Linked DNA regions of Homo sapiens: region 1 is linked to region 2. A link is a contact called in ENCODE Hi-C or POLR2A ChIA-PET data. All regions are on one chromosome and are shown on one strand. Each heading gives the region's core, a stretch centred on a gene start or an enhancer-like site at or near the end of the contact. The rest is flanking DNA. Distances are from core to core; before and after follow the strand shown. Region 1 has its middle 40 kb from the start of TMPRSS15. Region 2 holds the start of TMPRSS15 (transmembrane serine protease 15).

What was found. A loop is a pair of places that touch in the nucleus more often than their neighbours do. ChIA-PET counts read pairs that join two places held with the same protein, here RNA polymerase II (POLR2A).
Region 1: a loop to region 2 is called in a map of OCI-LY7, with 1.8 times the contacts of the local background. The contact joins the enhancer-like site here to the promoter of TMPRSS15 in region 2. A Hi-C loop is called at or near these places in 2 of 168 maps with a recorded cell type or tissue (CD8-positive, alpha-beta T cell and OCI-LY7). POLR2A ChIA-PET finds 5 or more read pairs at or near these places in 2 of 52 experiments (OCI-LY7 and PC-3).

What each region holds. Positions count from the first base shown.
Region 1 is chr21:18,442,214-18,445,791 of GRCh38, reverse strand. It overlaps a transcript of TMPRSS15 not described here. Among named protein-coding and RNA genes, the nearest start is that of TMPRSS15, 40 kb to the right of the region's middle. Within about 2 kb of position 1,976, at least 3 of the 41 ENCODE cell types and tissues checked have a DNase peak (open chromatin) inside an H3K27ac peak, as active enhancers do; they include OCI-LY7, where a contact is called at or near this core.
Region 2 is chr21:18,402,365-18,406,145 of GRCh38, reverse strand. TMPRSS15 (transmembrane serine protease 15) reads left to right here and starts at 2,361. Exons shown (of 25, transcript NM_002772.3): 1 at 2,361-2,668. The coding sequence starts at 2,524.

The DNA.
Region 1 (3,578 bases), core at 727-3,226, 40 kb before region 2:
CTCCAGTTTGTTGGCAGGTTTTATCATAAAAGAATGTTGGGTTTTACCAAACGCTTTTTTAGCATCTAATAAAATGATCCCACTTATTTTCTACATTTTGTTAATGTGATGTATCTAATTGTTTTATTTGTGTCTGTTGAAACATTGTGGCATCCCTTAGGTGAATCCCACTAGATCATGGTGAATGATCTTTTTGATGTGCTATTGCCCTCAGTTTGCTAGTATTTTGCAGCAATATTCATGATAGTGAAGATATGGAATCAATCTAAGCATCCATCAATGTGTTAATGGATTTTTAAAAATGTAGTATAGGCTGGGCATGGCAGCTCATGCCTACAATTCGAGCACTTTGGGAGGCCGAGGTGGGTGGATCACTTGAAGTCAGGAGTTTGAGACCAGCCTGGCCAGCTTGGTGAAACCCCATCTCTATTAAAAATACAAAAATTAGCCAGGAGTGGTGGTGCATGACTGTAATCTCAGCTATTCGGGAGGCTGAGGCAGGGTAATCACTTGAACCCAGGAGGCAAAAGTTGCACTCCAGTCTGGGCAACAAAGCTCAACTCTGTCTCAAAAAAAAAAAAAAAATGTGGTATATACCAATGCAAGAATGGATTTTTTTAAATGGGGTATATATATATATACAATGGAGTACTAGCCAGCCAAATAAAATGAAATTTGGTCATTTCTGAACACATGGATGAACCTAGAAGACATTATGTTAAGTGAAGTAAGCCTACCACAGAAAGAGAAACATTAGCTTGTTGCAAAACTATTTACCATTTTTGCCACTAAAAGTTTTGCCACTCTTAATGGCAAAAACCGCAACTACTTTGCACCAAGCTAATTTTGTTGTCTCACTCATGTGGAATTTCAGAAAGTTTATCTCATGGAGGGAGAGAGTAGAATAGTGATTATCAGAGGTTTGGAAGGAGAGGAGGTAAGGGGGAGACTGGGAGAAGTTGGTCAACAAAGTTACAGTTAAATAGGAGGAAAATGTTCTGGCATTCCATTGCACAGTAGGGTGATTATAGTTAATAATAATATATTGTATAGTATTTCAAAATAACTAAAAGAGAAAGTTTTGAATGTTCTCACCAAAAAGAAATGACACATGTTTGAGGTGATGGGAATGCTCACTATCCTGATTTTTTTTTAATTTTTATACTTTAAGTTCTAGGGTACATGTGCACAACGTGCAGATTTCTTACATAGGTATACATGTGCCATGGTGGTTTGCTGCACCCATCAACCCGTCATCTACATTAGGAATTTCTCTTAATGCTATCCCTCCCCCAGCACCCCCATCCCCCAACAGGCCCCAGTGTGGGATGTTCCCCTCCCTGTGTCCATGTGTTCTAATTGTCCAACTCCCACTTATGAGTGAGAACATGCGGTGTTTGGTTTTCTGTCCTTGTGACAGTTTGCAGAGAATGATGGTTTCCAGCTTCAACCATGTCCCTGTAAAGGACACGAAATAATCCTTTTTTATGGTTATGTAGTATTCCGTGATGTACATATACAACATTTTCTTTATCCAGTCTTCCGTTAATGGGCATTTAGGTTGATTCCGTATCTTTGCTATTGTGAATAGTGCTGCTGGGTGTTTCTGGGGCAACAGGCTGCTGCAACCCTTGGCAAATTCAGGCTGAAGTAGGACTACGAGGCTGGAAGCCCTAGCAGGTGTGACTTGCCTGGTTACAAGGGGCGGGGAGTGTGCTGTGAGTGGATTCACCCACCCTGCCATCCGGATGTTTCTAGCAATAAGAGGAGGCTGTGCCTGCCAGCCAAGTTCAAACAGAAGCAGGACCACTTGGCCAGAAGCTCTAGCAGGAATTGCCCACCTGGCTACCAGTGGCAGGAGTGGGTTCAGTTGCCTGCTTTGCTGTGCAGGTGCTTCCCGCCACAACAGGAAGCTGCACCCTCTGGCTGAGTTCACACAAAAGCGGTACTGCTAGCTGGAAGCTCTAGAAAGCATTGCCTGCTTGTCTACCGGTGTCAGAGGGTGAGGTTGCCAGCTCTGCCATTCAGGTGTTTCCTGGAACAAGAGGAGGCTGCAGCCACTGGCTGAGTTCGGACAGAAGTGGGACTATTGGGCCAGTAGCTGGCACTGAGCCTTGTCTAGCAAGGTGAGGTGGAGCAATCTTATTGTTGGCACCACAACTGTGGCCTCCACTGGGGCTATGGCACCAGTGCTGGTCTGCTCCAGGGCACAAGGCTTGTAGAGGTTCCCTTGGAATCAAGAGTTGTCCCGGCAATATGTCCAGTTGACTTTCTGCCTCAGTCTAGAAGTGCAGTGGGGAGACCGGGGATGCCAGGAGGATTCTCTCATTCAGTTTTACACAGGTCCCTGTGGAGAGCGTGAGTGTCCCAAGGGGCTGTCACTCATTCAGTTTCCTGTGTTGGAGAGGTTCTCCTGGCTCCATGCTGAACCCAGACAGGCTGGTGCCAGCTTCACTCTTCCCTGCTTTCTGTGTCCCCTGCTGCCTTAATTGATCCCAGCATGGTTTCTCAGCCGATCGGCCTGCAGAGTCAGTGTTCACCAGCCCCTCTGTTCTCTACGAGAGCAGCACACCTGAGCTGCTTCTATCCTGCCATCTTTTATTTATTTTATTTTTTCTTTTCGTAGCTTCCCTGCCGTTTTTCCTCATCTCTTGTTTCTCTGCACTATTTAATCGGGGCTAGTTTGCCAATTTCTTTGTAATTTGTAAATATACACATGCAAAGTGTCCATGGATAGTTGGAGGTTGGGGAGGAAGATGGGTCAGTATATTTGAACTTAATTCAAGGTATATTTGAACTTAATTCTAATTAACCTACATCCCATCACCTGTTCTTAATCTATCCAGTAATCACTTCCTAATACCTTTGGTGATTAACTCTATGTATGGTACCCCGAACTGATTTTTTCAGGCGAAATAGAATTGATACGTCAGAATCGTATTAAAATATACTTCATTTCAAAACTGATTTTATTCTTTCAGAACACTGCATTAACCCTAGAATGAAATCATCATAATAAAAGTTTGAGGAAATATTTTATCTAAGCTTGGGAGAAATTACCATGGAATATCTGTATAACAAAATAAACAGAGCAGTATTTGAACTCTGATCAACTAGCTGGATGTCCTTGAGAGAGCCAGATAAACTGTCCCAAACTTACCGGGATAAGAAATGTGATATTCAAGGTAGCAATATTTTGGCTTTGTGTGATGCAAGGGAGTTTTTTCTCCTAAGAACATCTAGGAAGTTGTGTATCATTAAGGAAAACCTAGCATTGATTACTTTGAATAATTTATTTAAAAATATAAATAACTACTTTATAGCTTAACTTATATTTGGAGCAAAAGTTTGCAAGAGTGAATGAAAAATATATGTAAGGAGAAAAAAGTACAGAAAACATTTGTCTGGTTTACACAAATAGCAATGTGGTGCCAGAATGTTTTATTACTTATAGTAGATAATCTGCTAGCAAATACGTCAAGCCCATCCATGCCAAAAGCTAATAATGAGCAAAGTAGGATAAACATCGTTCTTAGGAAACAGCCATATCTGATGGAGAGAGCAGATGAAATACAGGA
Region 2 (3,781 bases), core at 1,112-3,611:
TTCACTGGCTTTATCACCCTCCATCTCTTCACTTCCCAGCCCTTCTCATGGAGGTTTTCTGGACTGCCTTTAAAATAAATGTAAGTACCTCATACCAAAATTTTTGCCTCAGTTCAATTCTGTCATAGCTGAATGAAAACATATGCAGTTTGAAAAAAATTATAAAGAAAAAAACACAAGTCTGTGGCTTAGGGTTTTATTTTTTAGATACACTTTGTTTTAAAAAAAGAAAAGTCAGTGTTACTATTGGCTAAATTTATCAATGTTCTTCATGATTTTTCCTTTTATTTTTGAATCCTTTTCTAAAAATTCCTTCAATACCTTATCATTAGAAAGACATTCTTCTATATTTTCTTCTAAAATTTTTCCGTGCTTTTTATATATGCTTAATCCACCTGGAATTTATGTCTCTTCACGGTGTGAGATGAAGATCTGAAGTTCTTCATGTGAAGATGGAGAACAAATCAATGCGGCGCTATGTATTGAAGAGCCACTCTTTTCTAACCTATTATTAATGCCCTACGTTTTTCATATATGAAGTTTCCATATGCAAATCACACTTATGGGCACTTAATTCCGCTGAGACAGTTTTCTTTGCTGGGACTGATACAACACTCTCTTTATATCACAGCTTTGTAACGAGTTTTGTTACCTGATAGGGCAAGTCCTGTTTTATTTTAATAACTTTTCAAAAAATTTCAAGATATGTGATTTGATTTTTCACATTCATCTGTTTGTTTAATTTCAGTCTGTCCTCCATAAATTATTGCCTTCTTTAAAAAAGCTATTCTTTCACTCATTTGCTTGATACTAAATATAATTATTTAAAACATTATTTGAGGAGAATTTGTGATCGAAAGTGAAAGTTTTGTTTCTGAAACTAAATGCATTATTTTGGGCTTTCAATCTAATATTTTATCCATTAATCCATGCTATGCTTGAAGCAGACATGTGAACTCACTGTCTTCTGCTTTCCTTCTATAAAGTCAAAAGAAATGTAACTTAAAGCGCTATATGATATTCTAAAAAGGGTTTGCTTCTGCACTAGCCATACAAAGAAAACAGTCATTGTGCTTTCACTTTGGCTTTCCAAATTCAAGAGGCGCTTTTTGTAGGTTCCAATTTTATCAGAGGGTCTGGCCTATTGTAATTGTCCCCTAGAATATAAATAAAATAAACTTCTCCCAAGTCCATAAGTGGTGTCTCTGATTTCATATATATATTTCATATATATATTTAAGTCAATTAGCTAAAAATATAAATATTTTCAATGAAATACATTTGTTTACTCATAATTCTATTTTTATCAGCAAAAATTCTTGAGTTTGGGGGCAACAGGCAATTCTCTTCTTTCATGGGTAAAGAAGAAGAAAAGCAGCTACTGTTCATCTTAGCCCATTATAATATGCCACAATTTCAGTGTGTTAGGGGTTTCCAATCTAAAACTTTCTTACCTCCTGCCAGTTTTATTTACCAGAATAAAAGTCACATTGGTTTACTTCAGAATAGATTCGGTTTTATTTAGTTTTAATTTTTGTGTTTTAAAGTTCCTGAACTCATCATTATTCATGGTGTGAATAATCCCAATGCTAAACCGTAATTTAATTATCAGAAAATGACTTTGATTTTTCCATAAAGCATATATCTACAACTATAACTATGATTATCTTAACCTGTTCTCTTGTTCTAATTGGCATATTTAAAGAGATAAAGTCCAGGGCAAGTGAGCAATGTCTTCCCCACCCAGACTATTTTCTTAGAATAGAAACACATATTTTATTCCTCTTATGACAGGTACTACCATTCATTAATAACTGCACAAGGCCATAAAGAGTAGCCATAGAACGCCTTGTTTAAGTGTACTTTCCCTTATGTAATACTGCCTTACATTGCATAACTTCACCTGGGTGACATAACAAAGTTTGCAACACTTTTGATTGTTTCCATAAGGAATACATGTATATGTATATGTACACAGAGAGAGTATATATATGTTAGGCTTTATATACATCTGCACCTAAAAGTTATTTTTAGAAGGTCTATATCAACATATAAGAGAAGTGTCTTAAGAATCATCTGAGTCAGAGGGTAGAAGGTTGATCTGTTAGGAACTCTCTCTATGAATATCAGATGCATGTGCCTAGTGACTAATTTGTCTGTCATGAATTTCACATTTTTCTTAATAGTTCTCAAAATGATAAAATGTCTTTTGTTTACAACATGAATTTAATTTGATTCACCTTGGCAAATGGCCTGTTCAGGTAGTTAACATTTACAACTCTAGGCATCTTTACTCATTTATATCTTCTTAAAGATTAACTACCCTTTTAATGATACTTAATGTATAGAGACATAATTTTGCCAAAGAGACATACACAACTCACTTACACTGACTGGTATGCATGTAGACAGGTGGTTGTTGCTTTACACATCTTTAAAAATTTGAGAGATTTTTCTCTTCAGTTGGTAGAATTATTTATATTCTCTTTCAGTTCTTAAATTAGCAAGCCTTCAAAACCAAAAATGGGGTCGAAAAGAGGCATATCTTCTAGGCATCATTCTCTCAGCTCCTATGAAATCATGTTTGCAGCTCTCTTTGCCATATTGGTAGTGCTCTGTGCTGGATTAATTGCAGTATCCTGCCTGACAATCAAGGAATCCCAACGAGGTAAGTCACATGGAGTTGGCTCGTGAAGGTGCTCTCAGCTGAATGTACACACTTTAGTGTCAGTTATTCTGTAAGTCTATTTTATTCATTGCCAACTAAATGCATTATTTTGGGCTTTCAATCTAATATTTCAAATTAATCTTCATGACAAAATATTTATGTTGCCTTCATGTACTTCTCTGTAGTTCCCTTCAGAGAATATTAGGAAAATTAATTGGTATGTAATTTGAAACTTAATGCAGAATTTAAGCATGAGACTGAGTAGTTTTTAAAATAAATAATGTTAAATAAGTATCTTGGTTTCAACATATAATCAAGTAGATTTCATGGCCCCTGATTTTGTTTTGATATAATTTAAATCACAAACATATTAACATGTTGTTGAATATGTAAGTAGATAAACATGCAAAGTTAACAGAAAATATTGTTTATTTCTATCTTCATTCTCTTATCAGTCTAACCATTTTAATTCTACTAATATAAAATAACTTGGATATAAATGTAGACTTAAAAAGGTCACAAACTGAGTAGCAACTCCGATAAACAGAAAAAGCATAAGAAATGATAACTCTTAGTTAGAGCTAACTTTGTACCAACAGCTTTTAAAATACCTTCAAATGTATTGTGTAGCTACAACATATGAAAGCTTATTGGTATGCTCGTTTTACAGATGAGGGATCTGAGACAGAGACTAGAAGTAACTTGCTTAAGTTCACATTATTAGTGGGTAGCAGAAGTAAGATTCCAAACTAGACAATCCCGCTCTGGAACTTATAGTCCATCTTACCACTTATTCATTTATAGGGTAAATTTAAAAAATTGAAAGCATAGCAATAACCTACGTATTAACAGTTTATTTTCTCTTAAAAACAATTTTTTACATTTTTAAAATGATGAACTTTATATATATATATGTGCATATAAATTCTCTCTTTTTTTTTTTTTTTTTTGAGATAGAGTCTCGCTCTGTCGCCAGGCTGGAGTGCAGTGGCACGATCTCGGCTCACTGCAACCTCCACCTCCTGGGTTCAAGTGATTCTCCTGCCTCAGCCTTGCTAGTAGCTGGGACTACAGGTGCGCGCCATCACGCCCAGCTAATTTTTGTATTTTTAG